2 separate regions of the Homo sapiens genome follow, and region 2 is linked to region 1. Evidence: chromatin loops called from intact Hi-C (ENCODE). Cell type or tissue: gastrocnemius medialis. All regions are shown on one strand. Links, peaks and the distances in the headings refer to the core of each region. The heading gives the core; the rest is flanking DNA.

Region 1 (11,829 bases), core at 2,236-10,235:
GTGTAGGAAATGAACAGCAACAGGAAGAGGCAGCAGTCAGTCGGGTGGGATTAGAGGGTCAGTAAAGAAAGTTTTGTGTGTTCATGGGCACCTGAAAGCTAATAGCTTTCAAAGACTCAAATTTAAAATATCAAATGACTCAATGTTTCAGAATAAGAAAAATGAAGCATTGATCTTTCTTAATTCCATTGAGGTGTGGTCAAGCACATTGGTTAGGAACTTGGGGGGAGGGTCACATGTAGTAGATCACAACCCAGGCCCTACCTCCTGTGAGCTGTGGAGCTTGGACACATCATTTAACATCTCTGTGCCTCAGTTTCCCCATATGTAAGATGAGAGTAATACCCCCCTCACATAGACTTTTGAGGTTGAATTGAGATGATGCATTAAAAAAAGTTGAATGTAATGCTTAGAACATTGTAAAAACTCAATAAAAGTTGGTAGTATTGTTATAGGGGAAGACCTATTTTAAATGTCTGGATTTAAGATAAAATTTGCATCACATTGTCACATAAACATAAATGTAAAATCTAAGGAGACTTTTTCCCCCCTGACTATACAAGTAATAGATGATCACTAAACAGAAGTCAGGCAGTATAGAAAGATGTTAAGAAGAAAATGAAAATTGCCTGTTATTCTACCAACTGGAGAACCGTGGTTAGCATTTTGATGTATTTCCTTTTGCTTTTCTCCCCCTAGTTCACATAGGTATCCAAATTGAGAGCACAGTGTATCCTGGCTTGTTCACATTATAGCATGAGCATTTTCCCATGTCATTTTATACTGTGTACCCATCCTATTTGGTGGCCTAATATTCCATCAGGTGGGTGCTAGAATGTGTTTAATTATCCTCCCACTTATCGATGGCCATTGCGTAAGGTGGCTCTTAAAATGCGGATAGCTTTGAGTGTGCTGTCAACCCTGAGCACTGGGCTTTGCCAATCACTGTCAAACTGCCTCCTGCCAGAACCAAGTGCCCGAGCCCCGTGCCCACTGCTACTGCAGTCCACATGCTTGTCAGCTTTTCCATTCATTCCATGCTTTGAGTGCATGTTCTGTGCCAGGACCTTGCTAGGTGCTGAGGACACAGAGATGAATGACACAGTCATTCCATGTCCTCCAGAGCTCAGTGGAGGAGGGAGCTTGAACAGAGGCCAGAGCAAGCGTTTCCTGGCAGCCTGCTCCACACCAGCCCTCCGCCAAGCACCCGAGCAGCCTTAAGAGTGAGGCACAGTCTGCCTCCTAGTTGGGAGAAGAGATGTGTACAAGGATCTTCTCCCATGTCAGGGCCAGCTGATATGCCCCTCCCTCTTGGACGTCTGCAGCTGGATACTCCAGGCTGAATGAATTACATCATCATTAGCTGGTCTTACAGTGAGCCGTCCATCTCCCTTGCCACTTTACAGCTCCTGAAAGGCAGCTCCTGGCTGGGCATGAAGTATAGGAAAATATGTACAGTTAACCCTTGAACAACGTGGGTTTGAACTGCATGGGTCCACTTACATGTGGATTTTTTCAACTACACACAGATTGAAAATACAGTATTCACAGGATGTGAAACCCTCTTATACGGAGGGCCAGCTTTTTGTGTATACACCAAGGGATGACTATAGTTGTTTTTTACACTATGGATAGAGAAATTGGTTTAGTAGGTTGGTACTAGGTTTTTATTTTTATTTTTTTCCCATAAAATCCAATTGTCCAATTGATTAGAATTAAAAGCATCAAAGTGTAGTCCACTGTGTGAGATTAAGTATTGTTTTGTGAAACATTTGTTTCTGTTTTGTACACGTGCATACCGGTTCACGTGGAGTGGGTGATGGTTGAAGATGCATGTTTTTTTGTGAGGAAAGCCCCTGGCTAGGAAAGCCCCTGGCTGACAGGATAGCGTCTTGACTCCTCAGTGTGACGCAGGGGTGTCTGTGGCCAGCTTCTGCCTGGCTGTGCTGCCTCACCTCCCAGCCCTCCTGCCTGGAAGCCTGAGCTCTAGCTGTAGGAGCGGTTTCTCCTCAGTGCTTGGCGGGGACCTGTCCATGGTTCCACAGGGCTGTATGAACACATCGTTACCAGGGCCTGGCCATGGTTAGGATGGTCCACGTGTCTGGCCTTCCCTTCTCATCTTTTAACTCCTTGAGGTCAGGGTTGAACTTTATTCAACGCTCTGCCCAGCACTGGCCCCGTGCCTGACACAGAGTGGCAGTAACCAGGTATTGCTCGTCTGTCGTGCGCAGGTAGTTTATATAAGCCTCATTTAATCCTCACAGTAGTCCAGTAAGAGAGAGGTAATTAACTATTTTCCAGATGAGGCACAGAGCCGTTTAGAGCATAATTTGCTAAAAGCCACCCAGCTAGTAAGTGGTAGAGCTGAGATTCAGACTCAGGTTCATGTGACGCCGGAGTCCTCGCCACCCCCACTGCACATGCAGCCCAGCAAATGTTTGTTGAATGGATGTGGTGATGCTGCTTCCTTTTTGGAAGCAGAATCCCCATCTGCCCAGGATTCTAGTTTGTGGCCCTTTGTGTCAACATCTCACGTATTTACTTGTGGATTGGCAAGGCTGACTGTCCTACCTGCTGCTTGCAGTGGCCTATTTCCCAGGGCATTTTGAGTGCAGGAGTTGGTTTCAGGTTACAGACTCCCCTACTCCCATGCCCTGTGGAAAGCATGCTGTTCAGCGGACACTCGGTGTGTACCTGCAGTGCACGAGGTCAGCGCTGCTGGAACATAGTAGTCTGGCTCCGTGATGGGCCCCACGGTGCATTTGGAACAGTTGTGCTGCTGTCACTTGGGCTCCACCCCCAGGCTCTCAGGTTGCGCGTCTGCTCGTCTGCTTACCCGGTGACCTGGCAGGCCTGATACACTTCTCCCCTTTGTTCCCTCTCCAGGTGGACCAGCGGGTGTTCAGAGACCTTATGAGTGAGAAGCTGCCTCGGTTGCATGGCCACTTTGAACAGTACAAAGTCGACTACACTCTCATCACTTTCAACTGGTTTCTGGTGGTATTTGTGGATAGTGTCGTTAGTGACATCCTCTTTAAAATATGGGACTCTTTCCTTTATGAAGGACCAAAGGTGAGTTAGCTCAGCTCAGCTATTTTCAGATATACACACTTGACAACCGTCAGCAGCGTTGGTGGCGGTAGAGCGGCTGGCTCACCTGGAACTTATGAGGGTTACCATGGTGCCCAAGGGATCTCAGCACGGCCTGCACTAGATCTGGGTCCAGGGTATCAGGAAACCACAGTCATTTGTTCATGTATCAGAAACATTCAACCCACATCAAGCCCTGTGATAGGCGCTGGGAGCTATGGCTTACAGTTTGAGCCTGAGCCTCACCATCTGTCAAATGGCTGGTGGTGTTACCCCATCATATGGAGGAGGAGATGGAGGCCCAGAGATCTAATAAGCAGGGGATTAGGGGGGCTAATGAGGGGGACTAACTTGGGGGAGCCAACTTCAGAGCCTTACTGCCCATGAGCCTCCCACCCGCTCTGTTGTATGTTTTTTAAAAATCAGTTTTTGAATAAGGAATATATTTACATATTAAACCCTAATTGTATAAACAGGTGTTTGTAATGGAGTGGAGGCCCCTCCCTAGTCTTCTAGTTACTCTTCTCAATTTATTCTTTACCTTAGCCGGGCACAGTGGCATGTGCCAATTGTCTCAGCTACTTGGGAGGCTGAGGTAGGAGGATCATTTGAGCTGAGGAGTTAAAATATAGCCTGGGCAACACAGCAAGACCCAGAAAACAAACTAAATTAGAGAAAGTACAGGCCCTTAGATATGGGGAAAGCAGTTTGTTCCAAAGCTGCTTGAACTTGCAAGACTACCAGGAGTCCATTCCCTCTAACCTCTAATGTACCCCAAACACAAATTAAAAAAAAAAAAAAGAAAGGCCAGGCACAGTGGCTGACACTTGTAATCCTAGCACTTTGGGAGGCCGAGGTGGGTGGATCATGAGGTCAGGAGATGGAGACCATCGTGGCTAACATGGTGAAACCCCATCTGTACTCAAAATACACAAATAGCTGGGTGTGGTGGCGGGCGCCTGTAGTCCCAGCTACTCAGGAGGCTGAGGCAGGAGAATCACTTGAACCTGGGAGGCAGAGGTTGCAGTGAGCCAAGATTGCACTGCTGCATTCCAGCCTGGGTGGCAGAGCAAGACTGTATCTCAAAAATAAAAATAAAATTTAAAAAAAACTCCTTCGCTATCTTCAAAAGTGCACCAGTTGAGATGGAAACAGCCTCTGTAGGTGGGACTTTCTAAGAGTTTCAGAATCAGAAAACCTTGATTTTGGTTTTATTTTAAAATGATTCCTTATGTTTGTTCTTTATGCTTTATTGACTAGAAGTGTTTTCTGAGTATGAAAGGATTCCACAAAGATCTCCTATAAGGAGATTTTTGGTTTGGGCTGATGTGTTGTTGAAAACCAGCAGGGTTTATTTTCCTGTAATAAAGGAGTCTTGGCCTAGCCAGTGAAAATTGCCCCTCAGGTCAATAGTCTTTCCCCAGGGCGGGGACCGTGCAAGCCATGTCCCCCTGTCCCCAGTAGGGCCAGCACCCCCCTGGAGTCCAGCCTTGTGCCTGGACCCACAGGGTTTTTCCACTAACAGATTTCCCTGTTTATTCCACAGGTTATTTTCCGTTTTGCTCTGGCACTTTTTAAGTACAAGGAAGAGGAGATTTTGAAATTGCAAGATTCGATGTCTATATTTAAGTATCTCCGCTACTTCACTCGCACTATCCTTGATGCTAGGTGAGTCCTGGGGAGTTCTCAGATGTCAAGGAGAGCAGGAAGCCTGACCCCTGCCTCCTTGAGAGCAGCCTGTCCTTGCTGTCTTCCAACTCAGAGCCATCCCCGGTGTACAGTGTTGGAGAGGGCATTGCTTTCCAGGGAAAAGAGAGCAAGGGGTGTGAGCCCCAAGTAGCCTTACCTAGGAGGAACTGAGATGAGGATTCTGTCCTTTATCCTACAAACATAAATCCCAACAACGAACAGCAATAGTTTCATTTGTCTAGAAAGCATTTACTGAGTACCTGCTTTGTGGTAGGGTCTGTGCTGGGCACTGAGGATGACAGATGGAGAGTAAGGCCTGTCCTGGAAGACCTTGCTGGGGACACTGTTGCGCATCGTTTGATCCATGCTGTGGTAGAGGGATCCCAGGCCGGAGAAAGGCCAAATAAGCTGGGCAAGGGGCAGCAAGGAAACAGTATGGGGACAGGGGGTCCTTCAGGAGTGGTGGCGCAGAGCTGTGGGGCACGTGTGTTTGGGGAAGTGTGGAGGCAGCTCAGCCCGGCTGGTGCCAGTGTGGCTGGGCCATAGCAGAGCTGGGCTGTCAGGGTGATTGCAGACTTCTCTCAGGACTTGAGGCTTCATCCTGAGTGCTGGGAAGTCCTGCAGGGTTAGGCAAGAGACAGACAGGTCAGATTGGGGCAGGACTGGTGGCTGTTAGAGGGCTCTAGGGGGAGAGGTGGTGGCCTGGAGGTAGGTGGTCCCACAGATGGAGAAGGGGGGTAGATTGAAGAGAGGGAGGGAGGAATTTGACTTGGAGGACCCCTGAGTTTCTGGCCTGGGAGGCCAGGTGTTCGGGAACCCTCCCTGACCACACAGTCATTGCCTGTTCTGGGCCATCCTCGTCTGTATGTCCCCTGGACTGCAGCTGTTGGCTGCTCTGACCCTGAGAGCCGATTTGGACAATGGGAGCTGAGGTGCTGGCTGAGGCCATGCCAGGCTTCCTGGAGGTCGTCGCTATTTTTAGAGTCTTTTATTGGGGAGTGGGTTTGTAATAGTTTCAGGCTTACTAATAGCACCAACAACAGTGCCCTGATTTCTGCCAAATGAGGAGGGATATGGGAATCATATTTGCTGGGGAAAGTTTGATTCTGAGTCCTGCGGTGAGCCTGGAGGGTTTCTGTTCATCTCGTGTTGGGTCAGGATTGCCGAGAGTGACAGGGAGTGAGCTCGCCCATGCCAACAGCTAGGGCTGTGTTGGGAGCGCCGCTGCCCTCAGTTCTGTACTGGGTCCCAGGCGCTGCCAGGAGGAGCGGAGGTGAGTGGGCGTGGCTCTGGTGAGTGCCCGCCCTTCCCTGGCACCGCAGGCCAACCTGGCCCCTCCCACACTGCTGGGCCTTGCATGGTCCTGCAGCGCCTCCTTCTGAGTGGCTCGCGGTACGGTCTCCCCTGCAGCTTGCTTTAGAAAGCAGGGTCGCCACACCAACAGGTGCTTTAAGGAGTGCCAAGGCGGCGGCAGGCTCCCCGCTGTTATCAAGACTGCAAGGGCCCATAATCCGCCTCTGGGCTAGAGCCTCAGTGTTTTAATGAGCTCCCCAGACTAGTGGTTGCAAGGAGGCCAGTCCTGCAGCACAGCGATCGGCCTTCAGAAACACAGGGAGGGAGTTGTGTGGTCAGCTGCATTCAGGAGACGGGAGTTACACAGGATTGAACCATGTTCTGCAGCAGGACTTCTAGGAGCCTTTTAAGGCGCTGAGCATCGTCTCCCAAATTTAGCTGACCATGGGGCACCTTCTCATTTCCCAGAGGAACCTTCCAGGCCTGAGGCAGAGGTGGGGTCTGGCGTCCCGGGTGCCAGCCTGGGCCGAGGGGCCTCTGTCAGCTCCTGACTGAGGAACAAATGAAGAATTATACTTCGGGCTCGTGTTCTGCAGCACAGGAGGGTTGGGCGCCGTAGGTTTGGGGTTTGTGGGGGCTGTGAGCTGACAGCTGTTGGGGAGAAAGGACTGGTGGTGGGGACCCTGTGCCCCATTCACACGGAGCCTCCTCCCGCCTGCTGGGGCTGGCAGCCTGGTCTGCAGAGCCAGGCAGGAGGCGGAACCCGAGAAATCCACACGCGGGGACCCCTGTGCTTGGGCGTTCTCTGTTCTCTGGTGCTCCCGTGTTCCAGAACACACACTGGGGAATTCAGAATTTAAATAAAGCTGGCCTTTCTGACCTTAAGCCTCTGGACGAGAGTTAAGCATGTCCAGGTAGTAGTGGGTGTTTTGAAACATAAAAGGTTGCACCCTCGTGTGTGCCTTGTGTTAAAAGGAGCCCACGCAGCCGACGGCAGCAGGAGCAAATGGCCTGCTCTGATGGGGACAGGCAGGAAGTCCTTCGGGGCATTTCTGTTTCATCACAGCTTTTCCTGGGGCTGGTGAGTCTGTTGGGCCTTTGGTTGACAGGGAAGCGCATGAGCCCATGTTGGTGGATACAAAGCATTTGGGGCCTGGCAGAATCCAGAGAGGGGAAGAAGGTGGCCCTAGGAACTGGCCTATTTTGTGATCCCCAGAGACCAGTGTGGCTGACCCATTAGTGCTACAAATCCATAGCCAGGCCTCAGGACAGCTTTTGGTCTTGTTTTTATTAAGCCACTGACCAGTGGTTAGGAGCAAGTGGATCATAACCTTAACATTTTTATTGAAAATTGGAGCCTTGACCTGGGGATGTGAAACCCACAAGCTGCACATTTCTCTGTAGACTGCATCTGGACACTTGTCACATTGCCAACTGGGTCTGACAGTCATCGCCAGGACTGCCTGGGCCTGTGTTCATTCCCAGTCAATGAGTCCTGGGACACAGACGTCCCGGACTCGTGCCCGGTGCCAGGCCTCATGCCCGCCCAAGGATGAAGACATACCTGCCATCACCATGCAAGTGCCGGGAGCTCTTCTCAGGGCTTATGTGTGGGAACACGAGTAATCCCACACCCTAGGAGGTGGCACTACTCTTACCCCAGTGTGCAGATGAAGATCAGAGGCCAGAAAAGGGGGGTGACTTCAGTCACACAGCAAGCATGTGGCAGAGCTGGAGTCCAGGTCGTCATTCTGAGCCTGCCCCTGGCTGGGCCATTGTGCTTTGTCACCTCTCTACAGAAGGTGGGCCTCATCCCCTACATCAGGCCCCAAGCCTGGCCAGCGCTCTTCCCACCCTGCCCCAGGCCACCTGCTATGCCTGTGAGGGCTGTGTGTGAGCACTCTCTGGAGCGCCGCTGATTCTCTTGTCTCTCCCCTGCGTCCTGCCAGGAAGCTGATCAGTATCTCCTTTGGGGACCTGAACCCTTTCCCCCTACGCCAGATCCGGAACCGACGCGCCTACCACTTGGAGAAAGTCCGGCTGGAGCTGACCGAGCTGGAGGCCATCCGTGAGGACTTCCTGCGTGAGCGGGACACCAGCCCTGACAAGGGTGAGCTGGTCAGTGACGAGGAGGAGGATACCTGAGTGGGCTCGGGATGCTGCTCTTCCTTCCTTCACAACCAAAGTGTGCCCAAAGGGTGAAAGTGCACTTAAAAGCCAGAATGTAACGTGTGTGTCCTCTGGGGATCTGCTGGGCAGATGTCCCAAGCCAGGCTGCCCTTCCTCATTTCCCACTGTGCGGGGGGCAGGGGTGGGAGGTCTAATCTGTTTACAACCATTTCCGTGCCATGCTTTTGGTTACACGTATCTCAGTCACGCTTTCTGCCTGGTTGGTGGATCCTCAGGCTTACCAGTGGCTATTTGCAAGAGCCTGTTTCCAGCCTCCGTCAGCCTGTCGGTGCTCTGACCCTCTGAAACCTTGCTTTGCTGGGCATCTCCCCATATTCTCTCTCCTGTACATAGTGGGCAGTGGTGTGTGGTTTTGAATGGCAGTGCTATAAAGGATGCCAGCTGTGCTTTAGGCACCTGTAGGCCAGAGGGTTGCTGCCTCAGGCATAAGGTTGGTATGAAAAGGGGCTGCCTTAGAAAAGCAGGCACATCCCTTGTTCAGAAATGGCCACTGTAGGAAAGCCTGTGAACCTCCCACCAGTGGCTTTAAGCTGCCAGCCATGCCCCATTTCTAGAATAGCCTTTGCTCTTCCACACGCAACCCTTCCATCAGTGTCTTCCAGCCTGCATGGGGAGGGCCTGGCTGCCCAGACACCCACCCTCACTTCTCATGGCCAGCCTGTGTTTGCAGATCACTGGGCTGCTCTGTCCCCAGCTTGCCCCGTGCCAGGCATGGCTCTGTGAGATTCTGTGGAATGCCCTTCTTGACTTGTGGAAATCATTCACCAAGTACGATGGGATGGGATTCCAAGTAAACAGTGGACCGTCATATTGCAAAGCAGGCCCACGCCTGGGCTGGCCTTGGTTGAGGGGATGGAGGAATGTTTTCGGGGGTGCTTTGCAGGGCAGTGGTGCAGCCGCAGCGTGAACGCTCTTGGACAGCTGAAAACCATGGCCTCCTTGGGGATGGCCAGTGCTCCTGGTGTCTCCACCTGCCTGGGTTGTGCAGGAGGCCGGCTGCCAGTGCCTGGGGCTGGGAAACTTTTTTGCTTGGGGCAGGCTTGGGTGAGCTCTCCCAGATGTGTGCCCACCCCACCACTGCCTGGAACATCCTTGTTCTCTGCCAGGATGCAGGGGCACTGTTGCCTCTGACACAGCAGTTTCTGGGAACTCAGAGGACTGCCTTTCTGAAGGCTGGGGAGAGGCTTTGAGCAAGGAGCTTGTTTTTGCTTAATCGCTCTAGACCATCCCTGATGCGTAGATGTGAGAGGATGTTTTCTGGCACAGTGTTATGAAAATACAAGATAAATGATCTCAGTGGAATGTTTCATATTACCCGAAAAAAACTGGAAATCATCCTTTGTTGTGAACACACTGAGACTAAGAATTGAAGCAATGCAGTTTTAAGAAGTATTTTTCCTATTTTTTGCTGTCAACTTTTTGGCAATGCCACGGCAAAGTTGGTGTTTCAGCACATGCTAGAGTGAGCTCCGGCTTCGTGTCTTTAACCAACTCCACTAATGTTTCACTGGGTAGACGGAGCTGGCCTCTATATTTAGCCAGAAGCCTTTGCCTCTTTTCAGGCATCAAAAATGGGTTTTGTCATTGTCTTTGTCTTTGAGAGCAGCAGTTTGAGGTCTGACTCCTTCAGTTGTCCTGTGAGCTGGGCGTTGCAGTCTGCTCGAATCAAGTGTTGGAACCCCCCCCACCCCTCAGCCCATCGTGAAACGACAGCTGTCAGCCTGGGGGGCGGCTGCTGAGGAGGTGCAGCAGGAATGGGGCTGGGCCCTGAGGTTTTACTTTCCGAGCCAATGGCCCCTGGAACATGCCAGCACACACTGCCATGTCCTGGGGCTAAGAGCTGCCTTTAGGGACAGGCTCGTGTTGTCCAGTTTGCCCTGAGAGATGCACCTGACCAGGGGCCCGTCGTGGCTGCAACCCACGGTGGTATGTTAGTGTTTCCAGGCAGTTGTCAGCAGCTGCCGGGCAGTGTGTGTGTGCGACAGCAGGAGAGTTCCTGGAGGAAAGGGACTGGGGACACTTTCTCAGAGGTTCTCCTGCCTGGAATCAAGTGATGCGTGTCCAGAAGGCAAGAGAGGGCGGCTCCGCCTGGTTAAAGTTTGGGAACGGGACGGAGCCAACTCCTCCTTCCAGGACTGTGGGCCCCACTCTTTTGCGCTAACACTTCCCCTCCCTCGGGTCACTGAGGAAAGAGCTGCTCTGTCCCCTCCAGTGCCCTGAAGGTCCCTGGCCTCCACTGGCTGCCATGGCAGGGGGCCCTTCTGACAGGGGCTGCCCCAAGCTGCTGTTCCTCCTCTGAACCTTCACCCCAACACCCAGCCCGTGGCCCCTGCAAGGGGGACCCTGCCAGCTGGGAAACCCAAAGGCCTGTCCAAACGTGCGCACCAGGACCGAGGGGAGCTCCCTCCCAACACCTGCTAGGAATTGCCAACTTTTAAATGGATGGGGTTTTTTATGGGTTGAACCTCTGTTAATACTTTTGTACACTCTCACTACAGTTTATATTTTTATAGGCTATTTTCTCAAGGTGTTTCTAGATTCCACATATCTATTTTATATAACAAGTTATTATGTTATGTGTGTGACTCCCTTGTGTGTATCTGTGCCAGCCTCAGCCTCCGAGTTGCTTTTCCCTCTGGCCCTGACTCTCACTGACTCACCGATGTGATGTGCAGGCCCACTTCTTACCCCAGATAGCCTCGGGCGCTGCCTGTAGTCATGCTGACAGCTGTACAGTAGCCGCCAAGACTGCTGACAGCTGGAGACGGTTCTGGTTTCAACTACGGTATATTGATATCGGAAGTATTCTAGACAGATCCTCGGTTGGGTTTTCTAGCTACATGTTTGTATTGCACAGATCCCCACCTGCCATCCTATAGTGTTGTCTTCCTGTGTGTTCCGGGGCTTCTGGGCAGCTGGGCCTGCCCGGGGAAGTCCTTGCAGGTGGGAGGCCATACAGAGACCCACTGTGTGCCACTGAACGTCCCACTGCTGCTGGGCAACTGGAGGACTGCAGGGGGCGCCAGGTGACTCTCTCCTTTTATATCACAGCAGCTCCTGTGCTGACCTTCAAGTTACGTTTTGGAACTGTAATACTAAAGGAAGAAATAAACTACTAATTTGTATAATATTCTGCATTGAAATTCAGTTATAGTCACTGGTGATGGGGCTCACCCCAAGGGCTTGGAGGGTGGGGCAGGGCTTATTGGTGTTGCGGGGGGCGAGGAGGGGCTCTCCAACCTTCCAGCCTGGCGTTTCTGGGTGTCTCTGCCCTTGGCTCACCCTGGGGCGGGTGCATCAGGATGCCTTTGCCAGCAGGGGCAGCCTTGGGAGGCCCCAAGAACCATGGCCAAGCTGCAGGTGTGGGCTGGGGGCACCGAGGTGGGAAAGCCGGAAGCTGGAGACTCCCTGTGTCCGGATAACCCCCCGCCCAGCCACAAAGAACAGGCATGCCTCCTTCCGCCAGCTGTGCCATGCCCTGCCTGAGTCACAGGCTTGTTTGTCTCCTGCCTGGGCTGACAGCTCAGGCCCAGCTGCCACTGGGCACACCCGCAGTCATCAGTGGAA
Region 2 (11,829 bases), core at 1,877-9,876, 210 kb before region 1:
ACACATAGTGACAACTTGAGAAGGTTTAGGTCCAACCAACATGTACTGAGCTCCAACAGTAAGTACTCATGGCCAGAGGACAGAGCTGAATCAGAAGCGGCCCCAGCTGTCAAGCCATGTGTGACCATCAAAGCCCAAACCTGAGTATCCAAGGGCCACAGGGGTGAGAGGGTGTTGGGGAAATCTAGGAGGGCTTCCTGCAGGAGGAGTTGAAGGAGGCTTGGGAGGCTCTGTGTGCAAATGGTTCCCATCAGCTCCTCTGGCAAGGTAGAAGGAGTAAGGAGACACCAATCCACCAAGAGATGGTTAAGAGAAAGGCGCAGTGCAGACGCTCCCAGGCTCCTCTGCCCCCCACACATCTTACATCATATTTGCTCAAACACGCCCTTTGTTTTCTTGTTCCCATGCTGCTGGGTAGCTGCTGATAAAGTGTTTTTGTTTTCTGTGAAAGGAGAGCAAGGCGATGAGCTTAAAGTGTGCTTATGTGAGCTGAGGTCAGAGAATGAATCCTTGTTCTCGTCCTCAAAGACGAGTGAAAAGGGCCAACCTTGTAAGCTCTTCTTCCTCCTGGGAATTCAAAATGCAGACAGAAGCCAGTCAGCCTCCTCAGGCCGTTCTTCCACCATTATTGTCATTAATCATGTTAGGTGACTTCCGCCAACCTCTGGAGTATTGCCTTCCAGAAGGAGCATAATTTTCCAGAATGACAGGAATAATATGTTAATCGCCTTCGGCGTGCTCATGATGATCACAATGACAGTAATATCAACTCACCTGTAGGATCATTTACAGCCACCTGTCCTTCCTGGAATAGCAGCAAGAATCAGGAGAAGGGCCCAAAATGCTTTTGAGGAGTTAAGACAGAGTAGGGGCAGCTTCCCAAACCTTAGCTTCTTTTCTTCAAAGAAAACATGATAGGTTCCATTGTGGAACTTGTCCCCCAATGTAACCTAAGTTCTAACGAGCTTGGCTGTTTTGTTTTCTATTCTGCTACAAAAAGAAATGGCAATGTAGGAGTGAGATGAATTGCTAGAAGCCAGCACACTGAAAGTAGCAAGAAGTGACTGCTAGTCACAGAGGAGAGGATTAAAAACTAAAAAATGGCCGAGCATGGTGACTTGCGCCTATAATCCCAGTACTTTAGGAGGCCAAGGCTAGAGGATCGCTTGAGCCCAGGAGTTGGAGACCAGGCCTGGCAACATAGCAAGACCCTGTCTCTACAAAAAATACAAAAATTAGCCAGGTTTTGTGGTGCTGTCCTGTAGTCCCAGCTACTCAGGAAGCTGAGATGAGAGGATTGCTTGAGCCTAGGAGTTTGAGGTTGCAGTGAGTGGTGATTGTGCCCCTGCACTCCAGCCTGGGTAACAGAGCAAGGCCCTGTCTGCAAAATATAAATAAATACATACATACAAAATAAAAACTGAAAGACGACCATTACGAACAACAACGAGTGTGAGACAGCACTCACAATGAGGAGAGGCAGATGGCCCGAGCAGTTTCACTTGTTTCTGTGTGACAAGTCAGGTCAGGAAAGCCTGTTACTGGTTATAACTCTGTGTGAGCAGGAAGTTACTGGAGGTTTAGCACATTCTATTTCGGATGACATCTCTTCAAAGGGACCACCTCTCAAAGCCCCTAGTGAGGAAAAGATCAGGCTTAATTCATTTGGAGAATTAGGTTTTGACATTCTTTTAATCATGCGCCCCAAATTCTGTAAGCATAGGGCATAGAGAGTTGAATCAGTGCCTTGAGCCAGCCACAGGGATAAGGAAGGTGTTCTTGTTAAACTGATGCTGGCAGAGGGCCACGGTCCACCCTCTCATTGACCATGGTTGCTGGACAAGATCAGTGTCTGAGCAACAAGAAATTTGACACTGCACTGGGTGCTGCCCCTCCAGGAAAAGGCACCCACCCGCAGCAAGAAGGTGCTGCCAACAGCCTCATCGTCCCTATAAACAGAAGGTTCTAATCACGATAAGTACGCTTGACCCTTGGCTTCCTTTGGTGGCTGTCTTTTCATTTAGTCTTTGTGTAGCTATTTTAAAACCAGAACCAGTTTACACTAATTTTCTGTGGGGAGAGAAGTGCTGCCCATACCTTTTGATTAGGAGGATTTAAAAACAGGTTTGTTTGTGAGGAAGCAGTTCAGATGGTGGGACATTACAGCCAAGGACAGCCTCCTGCCTGGCTAATGTGGAGGTGGCCGCCCAGCTGGTGATCTCAGAGGCTGATTAGAGCTGCTAACTCTAACCTGGGGTGCTGTCCACCGTCCTCTGAGAACACAGGCTGAGATGGGGCAGGGACATCAACCAAGTTCACAGTCTTCCCCAGATGATCACAGTGCAGGCCTCTGAGCCTAGCAGTGTACGTGTCCCTCGTTTGCCGTCGCTGCCTGAACCCAGAGCTCAGGGGCCATTTGGTAACATTGCGGCCCAAAGTGGAGGCAGCTTCTACCTGGCTATCCCAGAGAGCTGTAACCAAGGATCCAAAGTCAGTAGGACGAGTTCTGCAGCATTCACACGCCTCTGTCTGCCCGGCACAGGAGGCCTCGCCCCGGAAGCACACGTTGCCATCTCTTCAGTTTTTCCACAACCTCCCTGGAGTGGGTCGCCATAGCAATGGAAGGGCTGCTCCAGGCCTGTGGCCCAGGCCTTGCTCACAAATTTCGCAAGAACGGCGCCACCTTGGTTCCCCAGTCATCCCCCTTCTCCCCGTCCCCCTCCCTTCATAACCTTCTGATATCTTTCGCTTTAAAACCTATCTCAGGTTCTTAAGCAGATGGCTGCCAGGTGGGCCTAGGTGTGTTCACAAACTTAGTTTTGTTCGGAACCTGCAGTGCCGACAAGGAGTGAGGCTGAATGTGAGAAGCAGGTAATTGGCCCGGCTTCCTGGGAACTGGGCAGGGATGGGGCTAGCCCCACCCTAACTGACAGACAGGGCTCCCTGGAGCCAGGGTCCTACCCTCAGGGACACCATGACCAGCTGCACAGGTTGCATGCTGCACAACTCCAGTGGATTCTGTTTACGTAGTTGTTGACTGTGAAATGTGTCTCTGGAGTTCTATAATCCTGTTGCAGTCCTAAAGTGTGTACTGAAATCCAGCTGCTCAGCCATCTAGGAGGTTGAGGTCTGGCCAGGTGAACTCTGAGGAAAAATGGTGCTGAAGGGCAGTCAGGCTGAAAGGATAATGAAAGCCCAGAAACCCATGAAACTTGGGTTGGCCAGAAGGGGAGACCCTTTAGCCAGGGTCACCGAGCCTGGGAGGCGAGGGGGATCTGGGTCAGGCCCTGGGCCTCAGGTCTCCCTGGACCCGTCTATGTCTGTCTTCTCCATGGAGTGAACAGACATGGGGTGCATGGTGCACCCACAAGCACATGGAAGAGGGGAGGCCCTCACTGGGGGGCCGGAATAGGACCCCTGAGAGCCCTATGAGTACCTGCAGCTCCACTCAGTTTCTGGGCATGGCTGGGGACTGGTGGGTACAGGGAGTGACAGATGGGGGAACCCCCGCCCCAAAAGTCTGCCCTCTCCAGGAGTGGCATTCAGAATCCTCCAGTGCGGACCTTAGCCCCGTCCTCATCCAGGTGGGGTGCTGAGACCCCGAGAGAGGCATGAACTTGCCCAGGGTCACACCACAAAGTAGAGCACAGAAGGCCTTGAATTCCCTTTCTCCTGAGCCCTTAGAGCCTGGAGGGAGGCTGGGTGGGGGCAGGGTCAGCCCCTACAACCACTGAGGTCTTGTCCCCTGACTCCCACTGGGTTCTCCTCTGTGGATGGCCCCAGCATTTGCAGGAGACAGAGGTGCCAGTGTCCCCCTGGGGGTGCTGAGATGTGTGCCAGGCCGGAGTCCCTAAGCCCAGGCCGGTCCCCCACGTTCTAATGAATGTTTTTCCTGGTCCCCTCACCACCCCAGCTCACTGACTGACAGGCAGCCACTCTCCAAAGAGTCCCTGAACCATGCTCTCGAGCTCTCAGTGCCAGAGAAGGTGAATAATGCCCAGTGGGATGCTCCAGGTAAGCCAGCTGGGGGTGGTAGGGTGGGGCAGGGCGGGAAACTGTGCTGTGCTGGGTGTGCTGGAGGGGTGGGTGGTGTGGGGGACCACCACACAGAACTGCGGGAAGGAGCAGCTGGGGATCTTGCTGGTTCCACGCTCCCAGGGACCCCACCAAGCCCCTTCCTTCATGGCTGCCATCAGGGCCAGGCGTGATGGAAAGGAATGAGGGATGGGGAGATTTCTTCTTCAAGAAAGCTGGGAAGAAGAGAGGCCAGAGATAGAGAGACAGGTAGGACATCATCTGGGCCCAGGCCTTGGGAACTTGGGGCTCCAGCAAAGGGTTGCTGAGGGACAGGAGAAAGCCCAGATAAGCAATGCCTTGGGATTTTTGGCCTGGTTAACTGGGGCAAGGGGCAGGCAGACGGGTGCAGGCTAGAAAGGTTTGTTTTGGAGGCTTGAAACATTACATGTTATCTTCTTGATCTCCACCATCAAATAATTGTGCCTTAAGGAAGGCAGAGTTATTTACTCTGACTCTGAAGAGTCATCAAAATGATAATAATAATAATAATACATCTTTTGTGCACTTTTATTGGCTGCACAACAACATTGTAGCAACAACAGAAATTTAAAAACAAAAAGAAAACAATAGATACCCAGCACAGAGGGTCACTGCTGCCAGACCAGCTGCCGCTCTCCCAGGCCGAGTGTCTTGGGTGGCTTTGGCAGGGATCTGGCCTGAGCTGTGGGGGTGGGTGTTTCCTCTCATGCCCCCTGCCCTCACCTCAGAGATAAAGGAGAAGGGACTGGGCCAAGAAGAGGACCAACTGGTTTCTGAGAATGGTTTGAAAGACACCGGAGAGAGGCCAGGAACAGGGACAGCTTGGTCCCGGGAGCCTCCCACGTTCATCCTCCCAGGATTCCAAGGCATCTTGCTGACTTGCTGAGCCACCTAGGGCAGGTCCCACCAACTGGCTTAGGCTCAGACACCCCAGACTTTATAATCCCTTCTCTGGGGTGCTCAAAGAGCAGGTGTTGGCACCAGGGGCCTGGGCCACAGCAAAACCGTGGAGCTCAGCAAGTCCTGAGTATGAGTGATGGCACAGGCATTCCTGCAATTCAAGGGGCAGGAAGGGAGCCATTTGTGGGGGAGGCTCCGTGTCCCTTGGAGCCCCAGAAAAGCATCTGGCATCCCGAGGGAGAAACACATAATCCCCAGCCCTGCGGGCCTCAATGGCTTCATCTGAATGGCTGTCGTCTGGCAGCCGTGCAGCAGTAGACACGCAGCATGGGCAGGTTTTAAACAAGCAGGGTAGGGAGTCCCAGAGAGGGTCCCTTCAGACAGGGCTGGAGTAGAGGCATCTGAGCAGCCAGGGGCCAGATGAGGGACAGGGAGAAGGCCCTGAGTTTAATGGCGAGGCAGGGCCTGGGTGGGCAACTGTAAGGGAGGTGACAAGGCCATCACGATCTAGTGTATCAGGACTTTGGGAAACTGGCAGGGACGGCCAAGGTGGGCGTGCCCCAGGATCCTCCACCCTGTGCACTGGGCTGTGAAGGAGACTGAGACGGACAATCTTCTTTCCTGCCCTCAAAGAACCCCCAGTCTGAGGGCAGACAGGTCCTCTGTAAAGGGCAGGGACAGGCTGAGGAAGGAGGGCTCCCTCTGGGAGCTGTGGGGGCAAGGTGGGCCTCTTGCATTAGAAGGACCTGTGGCTGTCCTCAGAACCTCAAGCTCCCTCTAGGCCTAGAGGTCTGGACTGAGTGCTCTGCCCTTGGGAGTTCAGCTTCCAGGGCTGGTGACAAAGAGAAAGGGGAGGTTTGGGAGGGGCTAAGGAGGCACCATGGTTGTCAGCAGGCGCCCAGAGCGGAGGCCACCGAGGGACCCCAGGTGCTTCCCAGGGCAGTGCTAAGCAGGCATCATGGGCTCCCACAGACCTGGCTCGGGGGCCATGCTCTGCCCAGCACCCTGTCCTGCAGCCCTGGTGTCCTTGGGGGTGGAGGGGGAGCCTCTGCGCTACAGCGTGGGTGAGTTCCAGATTCTCATGGATGGCGTGTCCACCGCGTGCCAGGCCTGGAGCGGAGCTTGGACTCTTTCTCATTGACTCCCTAGAAGCTTGGGAGCCCTGGGCTCTAGTCTCTGTACAAGAAGGGGGATTGGGGCTGGCACAGATTGGGAGGGGTCTTGAAGCTGCCCTTTCACAAAGCATTTTTGATAAGATTGGGAAAAGCCAACTATCCCTATCAAAGACTGCTGGGGAGGAGGGATTCGTGGGATTAGGAGAGCTGAAAGTCCTCCTTCCTCACACAGTTGTGCCCTGAATAAGAAGAATCAAGCCCTGTGCTAAGGGACTTTCTTGTATTCTTTCCTTTTATCTTCATATCAGTAGCAGGGAAAACAAATCTATCACTCCTATTTGGTAGAGGAAATGGAGCTCAGAGAGGGTTAGTGATTTTCTCAGAGTCACACAGCTGGTAAGAGGTGGAACTCTTAACTGGCCACACTGCCTCTTTGGGACCTAGATAGCATCATGCAGTCTGGTCTTCCAGGTCTGGCCCCCACAAGTCTGGCCAGCCCCTGCCTCCCTTTCATCTAACTGCAGACACTGGCAGCCCCTCTGGGGAGCTCTTTGAGTCTTGTACACAGGAATCAGGGTTCACTCTGGAGCCCTCGGAGGCTCCCAGATCTCTTTGAGGTCCCAAAAAGTTTGAGGTCCTGAGCTCTGGTCCCCAGGCTGAGCTCTGAGCTCTCCAGATGGCTGTACTCCCAGGAAGCAGCTGTGCGAAGTCAGGCCACCGAGACACTGGAATCTGACCTTCACACAAAGGCAGCCTTGTACTGGGCCCTGGAGACACATTACTTTTTACTTTCTAGGCCTTTCTAGATAGAGCTTGAAGCCCAGCAGGAGAAGGGCAGCATCGAGACCACAGAGAGGGGAGGGCACCCGGGGTGAGCAGCTGCTGGGGATGAAACTGCTGGAGGTGCTGGCCAGGGCTGGCTCCCCACCCGCTTTCTCCCTAGGAAACTCCCACACCCACTAAGGAGCTTTTGCAATTGGGAAGCTAGGTGCTCAGCCCCACTTGTCTCCAGTCCAGTGAAGCCCTTTGTGGGTCAAGGGATTTGCTGGGCCTCCCTCGGTTCGTCACTCCCACCCTTCCCAAATGTTGCAAGGGGTGGTGTTTCAGGCTGGAGCTATGCGCTAGGGAGCCAGAAAGAGGCCTGATACAATGCTTGTCCTCAAGAAGCTCACAGTTTGAGGCCGGGTAGCAGGAGGAGGCCGTTGGGACAGTGGAAGGCAAGAGGACCTGCCTGTCCCCGCAGCCTCCGATGGGGGCCGGCAGGAAAGGCTTTCCAAGGGTCAGAGGAAATGAGTGCCAGTGATTCCTTCTCCATGATATGGAAACAGGTAATCCCGGCCCTGCCAGCCAAAATGAGTGGAACCTCTGGGGGTCCTCAGAGAAACATTTTCCGCAGGGGTCAAGGCACCCACCCAGCCCCTGCCTGGACAGCCTCAGACACTGCCTGGGTGTCCCCTCCTAGGACCCTGCCATGTGGGGCAGGTCTGGGGCAGGCCAGCCCAGGGCTTCTGGCTGGGATGCCCGGGTTCTTGCTCAGACCCGGCTTCTCTCCAGTGGATGGAGACCCAGCCTGAGGTCTCCTGCACATCTCCTGAGCATGCTCACCTTTACAGGGGCAGGTAAAGCCCATCTCAGGTCCCTTACCCCGGTGGTCCAGGCCTGGACAAGTGGAATCCTAGAGGCAATTTTAAAAAGCTAAAACAATGACTGTGGAGAAGCGTATAGAGAACATCTTGTCTACCCCAATTGTAATTCAGATGGGGAAACTGAGGCCCAGGGTCATTCTGCTGTGGTGGCCAGAACTCAGAGCTCTTCAGTCCCCATTGAGAAGGCCGGGAGTGGCAGCTGCAGGGGCCCTCTCCCCTCAGACACAGAGGAACTACTGAACAGCTGACAGACCCTTCTGTGCTAGGTCTTGTCCTTATCTCTCTTCATGTCCTGGGGCCAATGTGGCCTCTTCCTCTTCTGTATCCCTGAGAGTGCCTTGCATTGGGCTGGCCCTCAGCACAGGGTCCCGTGTTGGAGAGAGGGGCCCTCCTGGGGCTGGTTCCTGCCTGGCCTTTGGAGGAGGGCCTCTGGGGTCAGTGCCCTGCAGGACCGTTCTCGGAGAGAGATCTGTCCTAGGCCTGAGACCCACCTCTTCCTCAACACCAGTTATTCCTCCATCTGCACAAGAAGCTACTTTCCTGCAGCCTTTCCCACAGACCACGGAAAACAGCCCCAGCCTCCCGCTCTCTGCTCTTGTGTTGTTTTCCTTCCCGGCTAATTGAGTGACTGCCTTTGCTCTTTAGACGCCTTTATTCCAGAACCCCAGAGAACACAGCTCCCTGCCTGCCCAGTGGCCCCCAGCATAAAGGGTGGATTGATAAGATACAAGCCAGGGTCAGGCCAAGACAAGTGGCAGAGGGAGGAAGCGGCAGAGGGAGAGGGAGGCGGCAGAGAGTGCCAACCTTGCCTGGGAAAGCCTACCCCCCAGCTCTCAGCTGACTTGGCACTTGGTGGGCGGGCAGTGTGCTGGTGGTGCTGCATTGGCAGCAGGCAGCGAGCTTTCTGGGTTCTCCACTGCGCTGTAGATCTAGTCGTTGGTTGCCTTTTGGAGTCAGCTCCTGTTGGGATCTGGGTGCCTTGCTGGGCAACAGAGACCTTGATTGTGTCCTGGCCCCGTTCTTGGCTGTTACTACAGCAGTGATCTTAGTTTGGGCATGGGACAGAGCTGATGGTTGCACTGATCTTAGTTTGGGCATGGGACAGAGCTGATGGTTGTGCCCTGTTGGTGGAGCACAAAGGGGAGATGAGGACTACTTTAAGGACTGGCAGTCATCCTGATTTCCTAAGTCTCTCGATACAGATCTTTTCAGTGTGGTCTATGCATTTCTGTATGCCCTTTTTTGCTCCCCTTTTCACTTGATGTTATACTGTGAACATTTCCATATGTCATTAAATATTCTTTTTGTACTTTATTTTAATGGCTGCATGGGAATCCATGATACGGCTCTACCATAATGAACTGAATAAGAGACCAGTCCCCTGTTGGACATTCGGGTTGTTTCCAATGGCTTTGCTAATAGACACGTTGCTGTATGGATATCCATCTCCACATTCTCGCTGTACATGTCTCTGATTGCTTCCCTTGAGTAACTTCCAGAAAGTATGATTGCTAAGTGCAAGGATGTTTCTGTTTCAAGCCTTTGGATATATATTGCCAGTTGCCCCCAACAAAGCTGTACCAGTTCATGTTCTGCACTGCACTGCACCTTCCAGACAGTGGATATTGTCTGTTTGCCTGATTGTATTTTTGCTGCTTCAAGTTCTTTCCTTTTAGGAGAAACCTAGGGAGAGAGGGAGGTTAGGAGATGAGTTCAGATGGCTTCAGGAGATGTGGGTTATTGTGAGGAAAGGCAGGGAAGAAAAGAAGCTTAGAAAGAGGCTAGGAGGAGGCCGGGAGTGGTGGCTCACGCCTGTAATCCTACCACTTTGGGAGGCTGAGGTGGGCAGATCATGAGGTCAGGAGATCGAGACCAGCCTGGCCAACATAGTGATACCCCGTCTCTACTAAAATACAAAAAATTAGCTGGGCGTGGTGTCACGCACCTGTAGTCCCAGCTACTCGGGAGGCTGAGGCGGGGGAATCGCTTGAACCCAGGAGGCAGGGGTTGCAGTGAGCCGAGATAGTGCCACAGCACTCCAGCCTGGTGACAGAGCAAGACTCTGTCTCAAATAGTAATAATAATAATAATAATAGGAAAGAACATAAAAGTAAAAAGAAAAAGCCTAGCAGGGAATGGGAAGAATGGACCTTCCTGGCTCCCTGCTCAGGTGACAACCAGCATTGCTGCAATTCAGTTTCTCCCTGCCCTACTGCCGCCACCTGCTTCTGTGCACTCCACTCACTATGCTGTGACTTCCACCACCCCATTGTCTCAGCTCAGCCATCCTGATCTCTGCAAGTGGCTTCCAAACTCTGCAGGAGAGACTCTAATTTTCTGTCACCACCTACAGGGAGCACTCCCACTGAGCAGTGCTCCTGCACAGCAACTTCATGAGCCTCTGGCCAGGGCTTGCAGCTCCGGTCTCATGCATGTTGTCGGGGTCGCAGGGCCAATGTCCAAGGCTCAACAGCTGTGGGCAACCCCTTCTGACCGTTCTGCCTTGCATTTGGCGTACCTTGCCAGTAGCTAAAACCCAGGCCCAGCCCTTCTAACTCATTGTCCAGAGACTTCTTCTTCTATAGAGAGGGAGATTGGCAGAGGACACGGTGTGAGCAGAGCCCACGGGTGGGAACACATGGACATGAGAAGAAGGGGGAGGATTGCACACCCCAGGCTAGAAGATGCATCTGTCTTCCCTTCTTTCAGCTCTGAAGGGCAGGAGTGAGCTTGGCAGCTGGCACCCAAGGCTGAGGCCACTGAGCTGTGGTGGGCCCAGGTCAGAAGGACAATGAGCAGGGCAGGCCCTACCTAAGTCTCTCAGGGGTGCAAGATGGGAAAGGAGGCTGGCGTGTCCTGCTTGGGTAGATACCCGCTCTGTGAGCCTGTCTCTGTGCTTAAGCACAATGTGTCCTGTGTCCTCATTGGCCTCCCTGGGGGGCAAGGGTGAGGTGGGGGAGAGATGAAGGCCTGAGTCCTCTAGACACACAGTCACTGGGTCTCCAGCCCTCCTGGGACTAGGGTGGGGCAGAGTTCAGCTCATTCTTCCCCAAAGAAGAGGCCCCTGGCCTCTGCTGGAGGCCGGGTTGCTGCTGGTAGCCAGGACCCAGAGAGGAGGGAATCTGACTTCCAGAGCTCCAGGGTGGTGGGAGAGGCAGCCCCGACCATGACCCCATCCTCCATTAGGCTCAGGATGGGAGTCTTTAGTGAGGAGGCAACACGTGGTCCTTGAAGAGCGGTAAAGTGTGGGCATGTGATGGAGGGAAGGGCATTGCAGGCAGAGTCGCAGCACAGGCAAAGGCACAGAGACGGGGAACCAAAGGGAACTGGGAGCAGTTCAGGTTGGCTGTAAGGAAAGGTGTATGTTGAGGCTGGGAAAGGTAAGCGAGCCCCTTGGGGAGGGCCTGCCTTAGAAGCCCTGGTATAGACGTCTCCCTGTGGTCAATGAGAGCCATCGGGGGCTTTTGAGCAGGTCAGACCTGGATTTAGCAAGGTCACTCTGGGAGTCTCAGGAGTGTGGGAAAAGGCCGGTGGCTGGAGGTCATGGCTGCCCAAGGTCACCCAGCCTGAACCTGTCACAGGACTTGGCGGGAGGCATGATAGTCCTTTCCCAGAGGAGATGGGAGATGTGGTGCCGGGGTCTTCCTTGAAGTTCACCGTGAGAGGCAGCACCCCTGTGGGAACAGCAGACTTGGGTATGGAACTGTGGGGGTTTGGATGCCAGCTCTGCCACTCAACTCTTTAGTTGGGAGGTGACAGTGGTGATGGGCAAAGAATGGCATGGCGCATGGCAGGGGCTCAGTAAGCAGTAAGCAAGAGATGATCGGGGCCTCAGCGAGGGCAGGGGCAGCCTCCTTCCCACCAGAATCTCCTCTTCCAGCTGGTCTAGGGGCTCAGACAGGTCCTGCTGGCTCAGCTGAGCTTGTGCAGAGAAAGGGCTGGGTCATGCAGCTGGCCAGGAGGCCTTGTCACCCTTCCCAAGGGTGACAAGGGGTCCTCCAGAGCTAGGGCTCTTGTCCCTGTCATGAAACAGCTGGACTAATAGGAGACTGACATTGCAGACCTATGAACCTTCCTTCCCTTCCCATGCCTCATTCCCTCCTTCCAGGAAG

Evidence for each region. Hi-C counts contacts between places; a loop is a spot of excess contacts. Peaks named below come from ENCODE experiments on the same cell type or tissue, not always from the same donor. Only the 100,000 strongest peaks of a DNase experiment are listed, where the experiment ranks them.
Region 2: a loop joins it to region 1, with 3 times the contacts of the local background. A loop is called at or near these places in 7 of 110 quality-filtered maps.

Annotation. Positions count from the first base shown.
Region 1 is chr15:77,994,548-78,006,376 of GRCh38, reverse strand. It overlaps TBC1D2B (TBC1 domain family member 2B), which reads left to right. Exons shown (of 13, transcript NM_144572.2): 11 at 2,887-3,072; 12 at 4,637-4,758; 13 at 8,022-11,392. The coding sequence ends at 8,217. Among named protein-coding and RNA genes, the nearest start is that of TBC1D2B, 77 kb to the left of the region's middle. In gastrocnemius medialis, for the core only: a CTCF peak has its summit at 6,165; DNase peaks (open chromatin) are centred at 2,776 and 6,106; H3K27ac peaks cover 1,573 bases.
Region 2 is chr15:78,200,187-78,212,015 of GRCh38, reverse strand. It overlaps ACSBG1 (acyl-CoA synthetase bubblegum family member 1), which reads left to right. Exons shown (of 14, transcript NM_015162.5): 2 at 3,914-4,014. Among named protein-coding and RNA genes, the nearest start is that of ACSBG1, 28 kb to the left of the region's middle. RefSeq lists an enhancer at 3,564-4,075. In gastrocnemius medialis, for the core only: no CTCF peak of the experiment used is centred there; DNase peaks (open chromatin) are centred at 5,134, 6,795, 7,015 and 8,555; H3K27ac peaks cover 4,766 bases.